Regions from separate parts of the Mus musculus genome. Here region 2 is linked to region 1. Evidence: chromatin loops called from intact Hi-C (ENCODE). Cell type or tissue: heart. All regions are shown on one strand. Links, peaks and the distances in the headings refer to the core of each region. The heading gives the core; the rest is flanking DNA.

Region 1 (7,576 bases), core at 808-5,807:
GGGATTAAAGGTGTGTGCCACCATAGGCGTGTGCCACCATGCCCGGCTCGCTCTTCCTTCTTTCCTTCCTTCCTTCCTTCCTTCCTTCCTTCCTTCCTTCCTTCCTTTCTTTCTTTCTTTCTTTCTTTCTTTCTTTCTTGGTATTGTCGTTTCTTGAAATACTTACTATGCTTCGAATTCATAAGCTTAGTCAACTTTATCCTGTCCCTCATTCATTCTCCAGAACCAGGTGGCTGAAAACTATGCCAGTTTTACACACACATATACACACACCAGTTGAACCCAGTCTCATTAATTTTTAATACATTTGATGTTTTCTATTTTCTTTTGTATTTTTTAATTTTTCGATTATAGCATTTCTCCCATTCCCTTTCCTCCCTTCAACCTTCTGATAAAGCCCCTCTGTTCTTTCTCAAATTTATTGCATTTACTTATAATATATATAAATTCATTTATAATACATATTATATATACATATAATATATATTATGCTTATAAAATATATTAGCAGGCTATATTTTTTCTAAATATATGAATATAACCTGCTCAGTCCATGTAACATTACCTGTATAGAATGGTTTCAGGACTTGCCATTTGGTATTGAATAAATAACTTGGGGTCTCTTCCATTGGGAAGATACTTATCTCAGTCTCAGCATTTTTTATGTGGTTATAGTTCTTTACCTATTGATGGGGCCCTGAGAGCTTTCTCCCTTTCATGTTGGCATGTCTATTGACATCATCCTTGGTTAGGCATCTTCTCTAACATTTCTATAATACAGTCTCACAGCAAAATCTTGTCCCTTGGGCTCTTACAATCTTTCAGGCCCTCTTTCACTATGACACTGAGCCTAAGCTGCATCGTAGATGTATCAATGTAGAGAACCCTAAAAACCTAAAAATAAATTTAACATATAAATCAGATATACTACTTCTTGTCACGTGTCCAATGGACTTGACATTCTACTCCACAGATAACCACTCCCTTCCTAGTAGTCAAGAATTATAAATAACCTCAATGCCCTTCAACTAACAAATGGATGATGAAAATGTGGCAACACAGACTCTGGAATAGTATTCTGATGTAAATGAAAACATATACAAAACAATCCTGAGATTCCACCTCACACCAGTCAGAATGGCTAAGATCAAAAATTCAGGTGACAGCAGATGCTGGTGAGGATGTGGAAAAAGAGGAGCACTCTCCCATTGCTGGTGGGATTGCAAGCTGGTACAACCACTCTGGAAATCAATTTGGGGGTTCCTCAGAAAATTTGACATAGTAATACCAGAAGATCCAGTAATACCATTCCTGGGGAAATACCTAGATGTTCCAAATTGTAATAAGGACACATGCTCCACTATATTCATAGCAAACTTATTTATAATAGCCAGAAGCTGGAAAGAACCCAGATGTCCCTCAACAGAGGAATGGATATAGAAAATGTGGTACATTTACACAATGGAGTACTACTCATCTACTAAAATCAATCAATTTATAAAATTCTTAGGCAAATGGATGGATCCTGAGTGAGGTAACCCAATCACAAAAGAACACACATGATATGAACTCACTGATAAGTGGATATTAGCCCAGAAACTTAGAATTCCCAAGATACAATATGCAAAACTCATGAAACTCAAGAAGGATGAAAACCAAAGTATGGAAACTTTGTTCCTTCTTAGAAGGGGGAACAAAATACCCATGAAAGTAGTTACAGAGACAAAGTTTGGAGCTGAGACTGAAGGAATGACCATCCAGAGACTGCCCCACCCTGGGATCCATCCCATATACAACCACCAAACCCAGACACTATTGCATATACCAACAAGATTTTGCTGAGAGGACACTTATATTGTCTCTTGTGAGGCTATGCCAGTGCCTGGCAAATACTGAGGTGGATGCTTACAGTTATCTATTGGATAGAACACAGGGTCCTCAATGAAGGAGCTAGAGAAAGTAACCAAGGGGCTGAAGGGGTCTGTATTCCTATAGGAAAAACAACAATATGAACTAACCAGTTCCCCCAGAGCTTGTGTCTCTAGCTGCATATGTAGCAGAGGATGGCCTAGTTGGTCATCAATGGGAGGAGAGGCCCTCCTTGATCTTGTGAAGATTCTATGCCCCAGTATAAGGGAATGCTAGGGCCAGGAAGTGGGAGTGGGTGGGGTGGGAATCAGGGTTAGGAGAGGAGGGTATAGGGGATTTTTGGAGAGGAAACTTGGAAAGGGGATAGCATTTGAAATGTAAATGAAGAAAACATCTAATTAAAAAAAAGAAAATAGATTTTTTTCACATATAACACACCGTGATTATGGTTTTCCTTTTCTCTGCTCCCCTCCATTTTGAATTGATGCTCTTTCTGACTCTCATTAGAAAACACACAGGCTTATAAGGGATTGGAATATGAGATAATATAAGATAAAACAAAAACTAACATATTGTAATAGGCACAAACAAACGACCAGAAAAAAAAAAAGAACTCAAGAAAAAGCATAATGAATAGATATAGATGCTGATACCAACTCAATCGCATACTAAGGGATCCCATAAAAACACAAAATTGGAAGTCATAAGATATACACAAATCACTTGTAAAATATAAAAGAGAATATTATATATATATATATGTATATATGAAAAAAATAACTTTAAGAAAAGCACTGGAATGATATTAGGAGAAGAGGAATCTACAGAGATGCTACTGAGATCATTTTCTGTTGACTGACTGCTGCTGGAAATGTGGCCTAACCTAAAGAGTGGTGGTTTGTTTCCCCTGTGAGACTGAGAAAATTTAAATTTCATTTTAAAGTAGTTATCAATTGGGAATAGCTTTTAGATTAGGGATGAAGTCATATATATACTTCCCCTCACAGCTCCAAGACCCACATCTAGTGCAGACCCATGTAGGCCTTGTGCATACTGCCTCAGTCTGTATGAGTTCAGAAGTGTTTCTTGTTGTCTAGAAGACCTTATTTCTTTGGTTTCCTCTATGCTCTCCAGCTCTTACAATCTTTCAGGGTCCTCTTCCATAGTGTTCCCAGAGCCCTAGGGGAATACATATGTATTTTTAATTCTGCAAAATTCTTACAACTTGGAAGGAAGCCTAACTAGCTTCATAGATCTAAAGCTCTGCAGTTGACTTTTGACTGGACACAATTCTGTTTTTCTATGTCAGGTTGTAAGTTTCAAATACTAGGAAATAACTTTTATTATAGAAACAAAGAAAATACTGAATAAAACCATCATTTAGTAATATTACATGCTAATTTGAACATTTAATATTCTTCAAAATAACTAGTTCTCTTTGCCAGAATAGATATAATTTGTCTTATCAAGTGGCTCTGTTCACATAAATGAAAAGATAAATATAAACTATTTTTACATGGAAAAAATGAGTTGCATACTTAAAGCTTGTAGACAGTTCTCTGATGTAATCATTGCATTTCTGTTACCAATACAAATTTTTATGTTCCCTTAAGCTTTGTCCCCCAATGGTAAGGCTGGTGTTGATGTATTCTACCTGCCTGTGTATAAATGAAAACCACAGGTGAACACTGCCACCTTGTGTCACACTGCTTAAACATTATTTAACTGTCCTGGAGAACTGAAATAGATTCTTTTAGCCCAAGATAGATTCTTAGCAGAGGTTTCCCTTTTGTTTTCTTTAAAAATGTCCATGTAATATATTTTCCCTGCTCCTTCCAGATCTGCCACCTCTCTATTTACTCAATTATATTTTCCTTTTTTCCATTTAAAAATATCCACAAAACGAAAATCACCCCCCAATAAAACCCAAATAGCTAGTAAGACAAAAAAAAAAAAAAAAAAAAAAAAAAAAAAGACAAAACAAAACAAAATGAAACAAAAAGCATGGGCTTGCTCCAGGGAGTGAAATACCCAGTGACACTCTATTGGAGAAAACTTATTTTCTCTTTCCAAGCAGGTATTTATCACAGATAGCTTGCTTCTTGGGTAGGGCTGAGAGCCTTTGCCCCATTCCCATTCTTAGTGCTGGGATCCCATCTGACTTGAACCTATACAGGTCTTGTTACCAGTCTTTGTGAGTTCATATGTTTATCAGTCCTGTTGTGTCTAGAAAACACTGCTTCTTGGGGTCATCCTACACCTCTGGCTCTTATGTCTTTCTACCTCCTTTTGCACATAGCTCCTTGAGCCCTGAGGAAGGGCTTTGATGAGGATCTCCATTTTAGGATTGAGTGCTCCAAAGTCTCTCACTCTCTGCAGTGTCAAGTTGTGGGTCTCTGTGTTAGTTCCCATATAGTGTAAGAAGAAGCTCAGAGATGAGTTTTAGACAGAGATAAATACTTTCTTTTATTTCTCAAAGGAAGAGGATTATAAATGTAGGTTACAGTTACTTAACATATATTCAAATGAAGATTCTGGAAAGATTCTTGTATGATCACTTCTATCTATGCAGATAATTCATACTTTCACTCTAGCAACACATTTCTTTTTCATTTTCATTGATATCATTATATAAAAATATGTTCAATTACTTCAATTTTTGGAAAGCATGATTAAAGAGTTTTTAAGTTTATGACTGGCAAGTTTATTGGACTTGAAAATGTGCAAGTCAAAACAGTTTAGGATTATAAAAGACGGAAAACCACAGGTGGCCTTACAAATGGCCTGGACTGATGTGAACCATCTAAAATGGAATTTGAAGGGCCTGAAGAGATTGCTTATTACTTATGAGCACTGGCTGTTCTTTCAGAGGACTTGGACTTGACTCCCAGCAACCCACATAGTGGCTCACAGCCATCTGTGACTCCCGAATCTGATGACCTCGGTCTCTACTGGCACCAGACATGCACATGATACACAGACATGCATATAAGCAAAGTACCATTACACGTAGAATAACAAATTTTATAAAAGGAATGGAAGAGTGGAAGAATACCTATTTATCAAGCCTGAGACCCAGGGTTCAATTCAATCCCAAGTGCCAAACCTAACCATCCAAACAAAATTTAAGAGTGTGTAGATTTGAGGGTCCCTTAGCCTGGAGTCCAGTTACTTAGCTCATGTTTGTGGCCTAATTGAGTACATGATCTGAGGGCCACTCTGTTAGAGTGGAAGGTCTCAGACCTCTTAGTTTAACAAGTTTTGTCTGAGGCCCCACTGAAGATAATGGGAATGTCTGAGGTACTTTTGAACAAACGGGGAAGTATCAGAGTGAGAAAAGTCCCAGAGTAAGGTGGGCTAAGTAAGAAGGGCATAAGAACTTCCCCTTTGCCCTAGGAAGCCTCAGAACCTCCAACTCATACAAAAGGGTCCTTAGACATGCTCCTGTGCTAAAAGAGTCTGAGACCTACCTCTTAATGACCAATGGGACCACAGACATACCTCTTCTGCCTGAAAAGGCCTTATGCCTTTTCCATCAGCTGTAAGGGTCTCAAGACCTTCATTCTAAAACTAAAAGGACCCTGACCTTCACATTTTCACACGGGGCCTAAAACTACCTTCTGTAACCAATATTTCCTCAGTCAATTCCTCTATGCTAAAAAAGGTCACGAATCTTCTCTTTCTGTCCTGAGGATCTTCAAATTTCTCCCATTGTTAAGTGGGATTTGGTCCTTCACATCTCTATCCAAGGGAGTTCTAGACCTTTTCCTCTGCTCAAAGGTACTTCAGACCTTGCTTCTTCTCAAGGAGTCTTGATGAAACCCCTCTGCCAAATGAGGCCTTAGGTCTTTCCATTTGCCTAACGAAGTCTTAGATCTTCCCCTTTGCCCTAAAGGGTCTCAGACATTCTCCTTCCAACCAAGAGAACCATATATACCACTCTTTCTTGACTTAATGGGCTGCAGATCTTCCTAGTAAAACCAAGCAGAACTCTGGCCTATTCCTCTGAACAAGGACACAATAAACTTTCCTCCTCCATAGGTTCTGAGACCTATGGTCTATTACCAAGAGGGTTTTCAAACTGTCTCCATTAAGTCATGGAAACTCACACCCTTTACATTTTCTTAAAGGAGACTTTGAGCTTCTATTTCCCCAGAGGTCCTCAGAACAAGGGTTATTTCTTGGAAGGTCATCTGAGATCAAGTATCCCAGTCTTCTCCCTCTGCCCAAAATAGGGTGTAGCCTCTGACCCATGCCTTTGACCAAGGTATTTCCAGTCTTGTTCCCTCTGAACAAGATGGCTTCAGACTTTTCCCCTCTGACCATAATGATCTGTAAAGGAATGCCTTTGACCTGCTATCTATGACTAATGGAAGAGCATAGCTTCAATTTATGCATAGAGTAGAAAGACTCCAGGAATCTATCAGTGAAAGTTGAAAGTCCATGACCATCATCTGCAGTGGGGCAAGATATGAATACTGATTCCTTGTTACGAAGTTCTAGGTTAAGTGTAAAATATTTTCTGTATTATCTGTATGTATAACAGCAGATCAGGAAGCAGCTTAAGCTTTCTTCCAGCAAACTGGATGGCAGTCTATAGTTATGTCTCCTCTTCAGATATTCTCTACTGCCCAAGTCTGTACATGAAGATTCTTGCCACTCCATTTCTTGTAACTGACTGGATTCTGGCTCCAATTTCTAAACTTAGTATTGGGAACATGAAATTAGAGTGGTCAAAGGTCTGCTGATTGGAAGAGAACATCCCTGGATACTAGGTAACAAGGAGTAAATCTTTGGCCTTCTTTGGCATTCTAGGATAATCTTGAATCTCGTTGGTCAAAAGGTAAATTTGGGAGTCTGTTTAGTCATGGGGTGAGTTCTTAGGCTCTTCTGGCAAGACATAAAAGGTTTGAGGTCCCTTAGACTAAAGAGGGAAGGCCTAAGGACCCATATGGCCCCGGGAAAGCCCTGGGGCCCCTAAAGAAAGAAAATAGTGACAATTAAGATGGCTGCTTTGGGCAGAGATGGAAATTCTGCAGCACCTCTTTTCAGAAATTAACTTTGTGTACTTGGACACAAGGAAGTCTGAGGTACCTTAAGATGAAAACATATCCCCAAAGGACCCCTGGGCAGAGAATTAAGGCTTGTGATCCTATTGTTGAGAAGATTTAGATGTATATACCACCTTTGTCATAGAGGGTACTTGTGAACCCCAAGAGGCAAAAGGGAAGATCTAAGGAACTTTTGGTGATAAGGATTGGGACATTTCTGAGGTCGTTATGGGTAAGATTGAGGGATGCAGTTTACTTTGCAAAATATATGGACACTAGTTCTTATTGGGCAAATAGATAAAGACTAATGTTCATTTGGGCACAACAGATTGGAAGTCCCCTTGGCCAGAGAGAAAAAAATCTGAGGTCAAGGATACATTATATATCCCTTTTTTCTCTTCTTTTCTTTTCTTTTCTTTTCTTTTCCTTTCCTTTCTTTTCTTTTCTTTTCTTTTCTTTTCTAAAATGCTTGTTGGAACCTTTTCTAAAGAAAAAAAGTGGTCCTCAGACTTATCTCTTATGGACAAAATACCAGCAGAACTTCACCTTTGATCAGAGGTGGGAGGTGATGACTTCTTAGGCATAGGAGAGTTGTATTAAGGACCTCACTGTATGAGGAACCTGAGTACCCCTTGGTAGAGAAGGTAACTCTGAGG
Region 2 (7,576 bases), core at 1,226-6,225, 1.0 Mb before region 1:
TCGAGTGTGATAACTTGTAATCTTGGCCAACGAATGATGTCCCTGCCTGTTAGTATGGTGCTATATTCAACATTTAAACCAATGACTCAAAAGTTTTCCTTCTGTTTAATCTGCCTATTTATAGTCAGACACCACTGCTTGCAAAACACATTACTGCTAGTTCTACTGTGTGGTTTTCTGAGTGCCTTGAAGTGTCTATAGAATTTCAGCCAATGTAAATAATTCAGAAGTAAAAACATTTCAAATACATTAGTGCTAGGCACTGTTAGGTGAGTCCCACTATAAATGACCACACCTCTGAGAAATGTGTTTCTTTAGAGAAGTAAACAGGAGGCATTGTTGACCGTTCTGCAGTAGCAACTTGATCCTTGAGAGCCATGAACACACCAGTGAGTCTTCAGCTTACCAGAAAGCTGAAGGCAGGCAGCACCAGCAGCTCGCACAGCATGTGCTGAACACCTATGGCAAATACATTGGCCCGTGACATCCTTAGATGACCTCTGTTAATGGCATTGACTTGAAATGCAAAACAGATCCTACTGGGCTTGCTTTTTCCCATTCCCTCAAGGGAGTGGGAGGTGAGAGGTGGAAGGTGGGAGGGAATAGTCTATAATTGTTTAAGTTTTTACTGACACTTAAAAATGTCACCTGCCCCAGGTATAGTTCTGCACACCTTTAATTCCAGCACTTGAAAAGCAGAGACACGTGGATGTCTCAGTTCAAGAGCAGACTGTTCTTCACAGTAAGTTTCAGAACTGTCAAGTACGCATAGAGACAGACTTCTCTCTCTCTCTCTCTCTCTCTCTCTCTCTCTCACACACACACACACACACACACACACACACACACACACACACACACACACCAAAACAAATCAACCAAAAAGAGCAAAGAAATAAACCTCACCGGGGCCAAGGGATGATGATTCACGACTTTAACCCCAGCACTAGAGAGGCAGAGGCAGGCATAAATCTGTGAGGAATGCATAGTCAAACCACATCTTAAACAAACAAAACCAAAAAAAAAATCATCTCTTTAAGGTTCAGTGGCTCAAAGAGTAAATGCACTTGCCAGTGAACCTGACAACCTAACTTGCATCCCTGCCCTCACTTGTTAGGAGGAGAAAAAGAACATCTGCATTTGTCTCTCACATGCATTGGTAAACACCCTCTGAAACACACATAATATCAATTAATTGATGATCTCATCAAGGGACTCCAGCACAGAAATGTGTTGATCACAGCCCTGTGCTGTGTGTAAAGATGATTCTACTTTAATAGGTGAAAAGCTAAAGGTGGTGTTTAGGTGACCTGTTCTGGCAAATGGTCATCATGCATTTTCCCTGAGGAAACGAGGGTGTGCATTACAGGCCAGGCAGGGTTCCCACCTTCTGTCCTTTTTGTCAAATGCCATTGGTTGCTTTATTTTAAAAAAAATCAACCTAGGTATCCACTAACCTTCGAGATATCCCCACAGCTTCCACTCACCCCCTTCCTGTCATTTGGAGAAAGAAGACCATGATAAAACAAATGGTGTGGTATATTCACAGCCATGGTGGTTCTGGAGGGAGTTACAAGAATGTTCTATTTTTAAAATGGATGTTGTAACCCTGGGAATCATTGTTAGGCTTCCTAGTTTTCATTTGTGTGTCAGCAGTAAATAACAGTCAAAGTATAAAGGAAGAAGCTATAATTGTAAGAGAGAAGGGAGGGGATGTAGACTGGAAAGCTGTCTCGGGACTTGAGAGCACTGGATGTTTTTCCAGAGGACCTGGGTTTGGTTCTCAGCACCTGTAGATGGGCAAGCAGTCATATGTCACTTAGTTTCATGAGGGGTGGGGGTGTGTGGAGGGAGAGAGAGAGACAGAGAGAGAGCACACACTAGTGCACAGGTCATTTAAACCATGTTACTAAATAATTCTCTAGGCAAAACAAAAACAAACAAAAACTAAAACAACAACAACAAAAACAGGATTACCCTTTACCCATTTAGAGCCACAGAATGTCAGATTTATGCAGCTAATTAGGATTACTTGCAACCTGGTACCACAGAAATGGCCTTATTTACACAGAAAGAATTGCTTGCTGGGAAATGGTACTGCAAAATTGCTTACCCTAACCTACAGAGGACTCTTCCTTGTATGGATAACGATGGGTACACATATTTTTCTACCCACCCAAGTCAATTTCCAGTGTTAGTGAATGGCAGTGGCATATGTGAATATTTCTAAAGCCCCTCCCTTTTTTCTACAAACAGTACTTGCTTCAAAAAGTAAAAAAGAAAAACAGATGAACAAAAAAGAATGTCATAAGCTCTTTGTTAGTGAGAATGGGTAGTATGGATATTTACTGGGATGTATCCAAGGAGTAATTTGCCCTAATATTACAAATCCATTAGTGTGGCTTGCAAGTAAAGCAGATTTTGCAGGCTTTACATTTTTAATTTATCTTTATTTTATGTGCATTAGTGTTTTGCTTCTATGTATGTCTGTGTGAAGGTGCCAGAATCCCTGGGGCTGGAGTTACAGGCAGTCATGAGTTGCATTTGAGTGTTGAACCTGGGTCCTCTGGGACATTAGCCAATGCTCTTAAGCCATCTCTCCAGCCCGGCTTTACATGTTTGTTTTGACTGATATTTTATTTACTTCTGTTCTTGTGTGTGCTACACAGGTCACTACATTCAGCTTCTTTCAATTTATTATGAATAATTTTTGGCTTGATGAAGTTTGCTCTTACACTCTGTACCCAGAAAGGACACATCATCTCCTGGAACAGGAAGAGTTTCTGTTTTGAGTTTAGCCTGGAGCTGTTTATGTAAACCAGGCTGCTCTCCCACTCCTACAGAACTGCCTGGCCTTACCCTCCCACTCTAGTTCTGGGACTTGGCTTCTTGGTGTCCCATAACCACAAACACTTAAGTTCCTATTAGCTTATTATAAAATATGTCATTCATTCATTAGATTCAGGATGATGACTGAATTCTACGGTGATGTCTGACATGGCTTGCAGAGTGAGAGCTCTTAGCTGAGTTTTTGCAGGGCCAAAAACATCTCATGGGACTAGGTAGAAAACGCCGACTGACCTGAGTTGTCCAATGATATTTGGTTTCATAGCCAAATCATGGATCTGAAAAACGTTGGTCAGGCTAAGGGCTATGCATGCATCTTTGGAAAGTATGCCTTTCCTTCCTGACTAGGGTGTGGATTCTGTTTGAGAAAGGTAATGTGCTGTCTCTACACTTATCTTACTCTGGCTTTGGAGCTGAGGCCAACTCTGGCAGAAGACACTGCTAGAGTGCACAACTTCTTACTTCCACAAGATGGCACCCCATGCCTGGTATGCGTATTCTCATTTCCTTCAGATAAGTACATGAAGATGTTTTGCCAGAAGAGATCCCAGAAATGGCCTGCCACCCCACCCCCTTTGCCACCCCACCCCCTTTGAGTGGGGCCACCACTCCCAGTTACGTGGAGACTATCTCTATACACACCATAGAGCTTTGCTCAGCATAAGGAAGGTGATACTCCAGTGTGATAGTTATTATATACTGAGGGGATCTCATTGTGAACAAGGAAAGTGGTCATCTCTACTTATTTGCTTGCTTAGGAAAGAGAACACAATGGATTGATTCTAGTAAGATGTTTGCGTTTTTATAATATTATTTAAGTAGGAGAGTTGTAACATTCTAGTGCCAAGAGCTACTTTAGTTTTTTGCCCACTGATTTTATTGCGGGAAAATGCACATCCCATGTAATTGTTCGTTTAGCCATAGTTACTGTACAATTCAATGATACTATGAATACTTAAGCTTTGGTGACCATCGCACATCTATGCTGTGCTCCTCCTAGCTGCAGATTTCCCCTTATGGCTATCCTCATTGTCTCTCCTCATAGAGCCTTCAGATTGCTATTTGGAAGGGCAAACAACCAAGCCAGCCTGTTCCTCAGGACAGCACATTGCTCATGACTTCTAAGCAGCCACTTCTTTTTTTAAAAAATATTTTTATTAGGTATTTTCCTCAATTACATTTCAAATGCTATCCCAAAAGTCCCCCATACCCTCCCCACCCCACTTCCCTACCCACCCACTCCCACTTTTTGGCCCTGGCGTTCCCCTGTACTGGGGCATATAAAGTTTGCATGTCCAATGGGCCTCTCTTTCCAGTGATGGCCAACTAGGCCATCTTTTGATACATATGCAGCTAGAGTCAAGAGCTCCGGGGTACTGGTTAGTTCATAATGTTGTTCCACCTATAGGGTTGCAGAACCCTTTAGCTCCTTGGATACCTTCTCTAGCTCCTCCATTGGGGGCCCTGTGATCCATTCAATAGCTGACTGTGATCATCCACTTCTGTGTTTGCTAGGCCCCAGCATAGTCTCACAAGAGACAGCTATATCAGGGTCCTTTCAGCAAAATCTTGCTAGTGTATGCAATGGTGTCAGCGTTTGAAGGCTGATTATGGGATGGATCCCTGGATATGGCAGTCTCTAGATGGTCCATCCTTTTGTCTCAGCTCCAACTTTGTCTCTGTAACTCCTTCCATGGGTGTTTTGTTCCCATTTCTTTTTTTTCCATTTTTTATTAGGTATTTAGCTCATTTACATTTCCAATGCTATACCAAAAGTCCCCCATACCCACCCACCCCCACTCCCCTACCCACCCACTCCCCCCTTTTGGCCCTGGCATTCCCCTGTACTGGGGCATACAAAGTTTGCGTGTTCAATGGGCCTCTCTTTCCAGTGATGGCCGACTAGGCCATCTTTTGATACATATGCAGCTAGAGTCAAAGAAGGGGCAAAGTGTCCACACTTTGGTCTTCGTTCTTCTTCAGTTTCATGTGTTTTGCAAATTGTATCTTATATCTTGGGTATTCTGGGTTTCTGGGCTAATATCCACTTATCAGTGAGTACATATCAGTTGAGTTCTTTTGTGATTGTGTTACCTCACTCAGGATGATGCCCTCCAGGTCCAACCATTTGCCTAGGAATTTCATAAATTCATTCTTTTTAATAGCTGAGTAGTACTCCATTGTGTAAATATACCACATTTTTTTGTATCCATTCCTCTGTTGAGGGGCATCTGGGTTCTTTCCAGCTTCTGGCTATTATAAATAAGGCTAAGCAGCCACTTCTTCGTCCAAATAAGAACCTTTGTTAAATCTTTTAACCTTGCTTGAAACAACTGCTGTTGATGACTTAGATCACACATAATGCAGTGATGTCCTGCTCAAATCCATGCACACAGTACAAAAAATGCTATGAGACAGTGCATGAAAATACAGTATAAACATGGTTTAATATTTGCATGTTTGCATGGTATTCAGCAATGTTCATATTAATTTAGATAATCTTTTTGACAATTTATGCTTAGTGTCTAACATTTTTACCTTTAAGAATAAATTTTGGGCCTGGGCCAGGAGGTGGTGCCACACGCCTTTGATCCCAGCACTTGGGAGGTAGAGGCAGGCGGATTTCTGAGTTCCAGAGACAGCCAGGGCTACATAGAGAAACCCTATCATGGAATAAATAAATAAATAAATAAATAAATAAATAAATAAAATTAGGAGGAGGAGGCGGCTCGGGGCAATCAAGAAGCAAGCCAGAGCAGGGTGTGAGTCAAGGAGCCCCACCTTCAGTGAGAGCCCAGGCCAAGGGCTCAACACAACTCCCCCGGGCCTGCCTCAGCTTCAGGGGCTGCGGGCAGTGCTAGGTGGTCATGGGGAGGCCAGAAAAAGCGGGCGCCCTCACGTGAGGTTTGAGGGGAACTCACTGGCTGCCCCCTTGGCTGTCCCTTCACTCCCCCTCCCGCCCCTCCCTGCTCCGCCCCCGAGCGCGGAGGGCTCCACATCATGGCCAAAGCCAGGAAAAAGGAGCTCAACTACAATCAAGACAGGGCAGACAAGACCTCAGAAAAAGAACACCAAGAAGCAATTGAACATGTTGATGAAGTACAAAATGAAATAGACAGACTTAATGAACCAGCCAGTGAGGAAATTTTGAAAGTAGAACAAAATATAACAAACTCTACCAACCGTTTTTTCAGGAGAAGTCAGAATTGATCGCCAAAATTCCAAATTTGGGGGTAACAACATTTGTCAATCATCCATAAGTGTCTGCACTGCTTGGGGAGGAGGACGAGGAGGCTCTGCATTATTTGAGCAGAGTTGAAGTTTAATTTGAAGACATTAAATCAGGTTGCAGAATAGAGTTTTGTTTTATTTTGGTTTGGTTTGGTTTTCGAGACAGGGTTTCTCTGTGTAGCCCTGGCTGTCCTAGAACTCACTCTGTAGACCAGGCTGGCCTCGAACTCAGAAATTTGCCTACCTCTGCCTCCTGGGATTAAAGTGCTGGGATTAAAGGCGTGCACCACCACGCCCGGCACAGAACAGATTTTTATCTTGATGAAAATCCTTACTTTGAAAATAAGGTTCTCTCCAAAGAATTCCATCTGAATGAGAGTGGTAACCTGTCTTCAAAGTCCACTGAAATCATATGGAAATCTGGAAAGGATTTGACAAAACGCTCAAGTCTAACGGAGAATAAGGCCAGCAGGAAGAGGCAGCATGAAGAGCCAGAGAACTTCTTTACCCGGTTTACTGACCATTCTGATGTACGTGCTGACAAGTTAGGATAGGTCATCAGAGATGATATTTGGCCAAATCCCTTGCAGAACTATTTGGTTCCCAATATGGGTGATGAAGGAGAGAGGAGAGGAAGGAGGAGGAGCAGGAGGAGGAGGAGGAGGAGGAGGAGGAGGAGGAGAGAAGGAGAGAAGGAGAAGGAGACACAGAGAAGGAAAGGTTGGAAGATATTGATGAAGTAGATGATGATGAAGGTGAAGAAGATGACGATGAGAATGAAGGCAAGGAGGGAGAGGAGGATGAAGGCGAGGATGACTAACACAGAAGATTGATGGATTCCAACCTTCCTTGTTATTTTCTTTTTCTTTTTTTTTTTTTCTTTTCTCCAGTTCCTGGGAGCAAGTTGCAGTCCTTTTCTCCCTGTTCCTCTGTGCTCGGCCACCCTGTTTTTGAGGTCTCAACATCATGGTTCTCAACTAATTTTGGGGAAAATATCTTGAGCAAAAGAATCTCCACATTTCTGCTCTAAATACAGTTTTATCCTTTCTTGTCTCAAAAACTTGTGGATTCAACACCACCACCATGCTCTGTGGGAAAAAAGCCCCCCCCACCCCCACCCCGTACCCTTGGCTCTGCTGGAGGCTAGAGCGTGCTAGTAGTAGTGCAGTAAGTAGTGTATAGAATTCTAGCTTTTTTCTTTTCTCTGTAAATTAGGCTCAGAGATTACACTGTGTCTCTATGTGAATACAGACAGCATTTACCAACATGTATCTGTGTACTTTCTCTTGCTTAATAAAAGAAAGAAAGAAAGAGAGAGAGAGAGAGAGAAAGGGAGAAAGAAAGAAAAAGGAGATATAGACAGTGAGCAAGGGTGGGTTTGAGGTGTAGGGGGGTAGGTGGGCATCTGACAACATGGCTTCTCCTTTGGCATGTTTAATTGTGATATTTAACAGACATTGTTGCAGTTTAAGGTGACACTTTTAAGATAAAATTCTCT

Evidence for each region. Hi-C counts contacts between places; a loop is a spot of excess contacts. Peaks named below come from ENCODE experiments on the same cell type or tissue, not always from the same donor. Only the 100,000 strongest peaks of a DNase experiment are listed, where the experiment ranks them.
Region 2: it touches region 1 in a loop (17-fold over the local background); 16 of 42 quality-filtered maps call a loop at or near these places.

Annotation. Positions count from the first base shown.
Region 1 is chrX:76,677,062-76,684,637 of GRCm38, reverse strand. No RefSeq gene overlaps it. Among named protein-coding and RNA genes, the nearest start is that of Cldn34d, 78 kb to the right of the region's middle. In heart, for the core only: a CTCF peak has its summit at 3,569 (motif pointing left); no DNase peak of the experiment used is centred there.
Region 2 is chrX:77,716,299-77,723,874 of GRCm38, reverse strand. It overlaps the pseudogene Gm14746. Among named protein-coding and RNA genes, the nearest start is that of Cldn34-ps, 45 kb to the right of the region's middle. In heart, for the core only: a CTCF peak has its summit at 3,312 (motif pointing right); no DNase peak of the experiment used is centred there.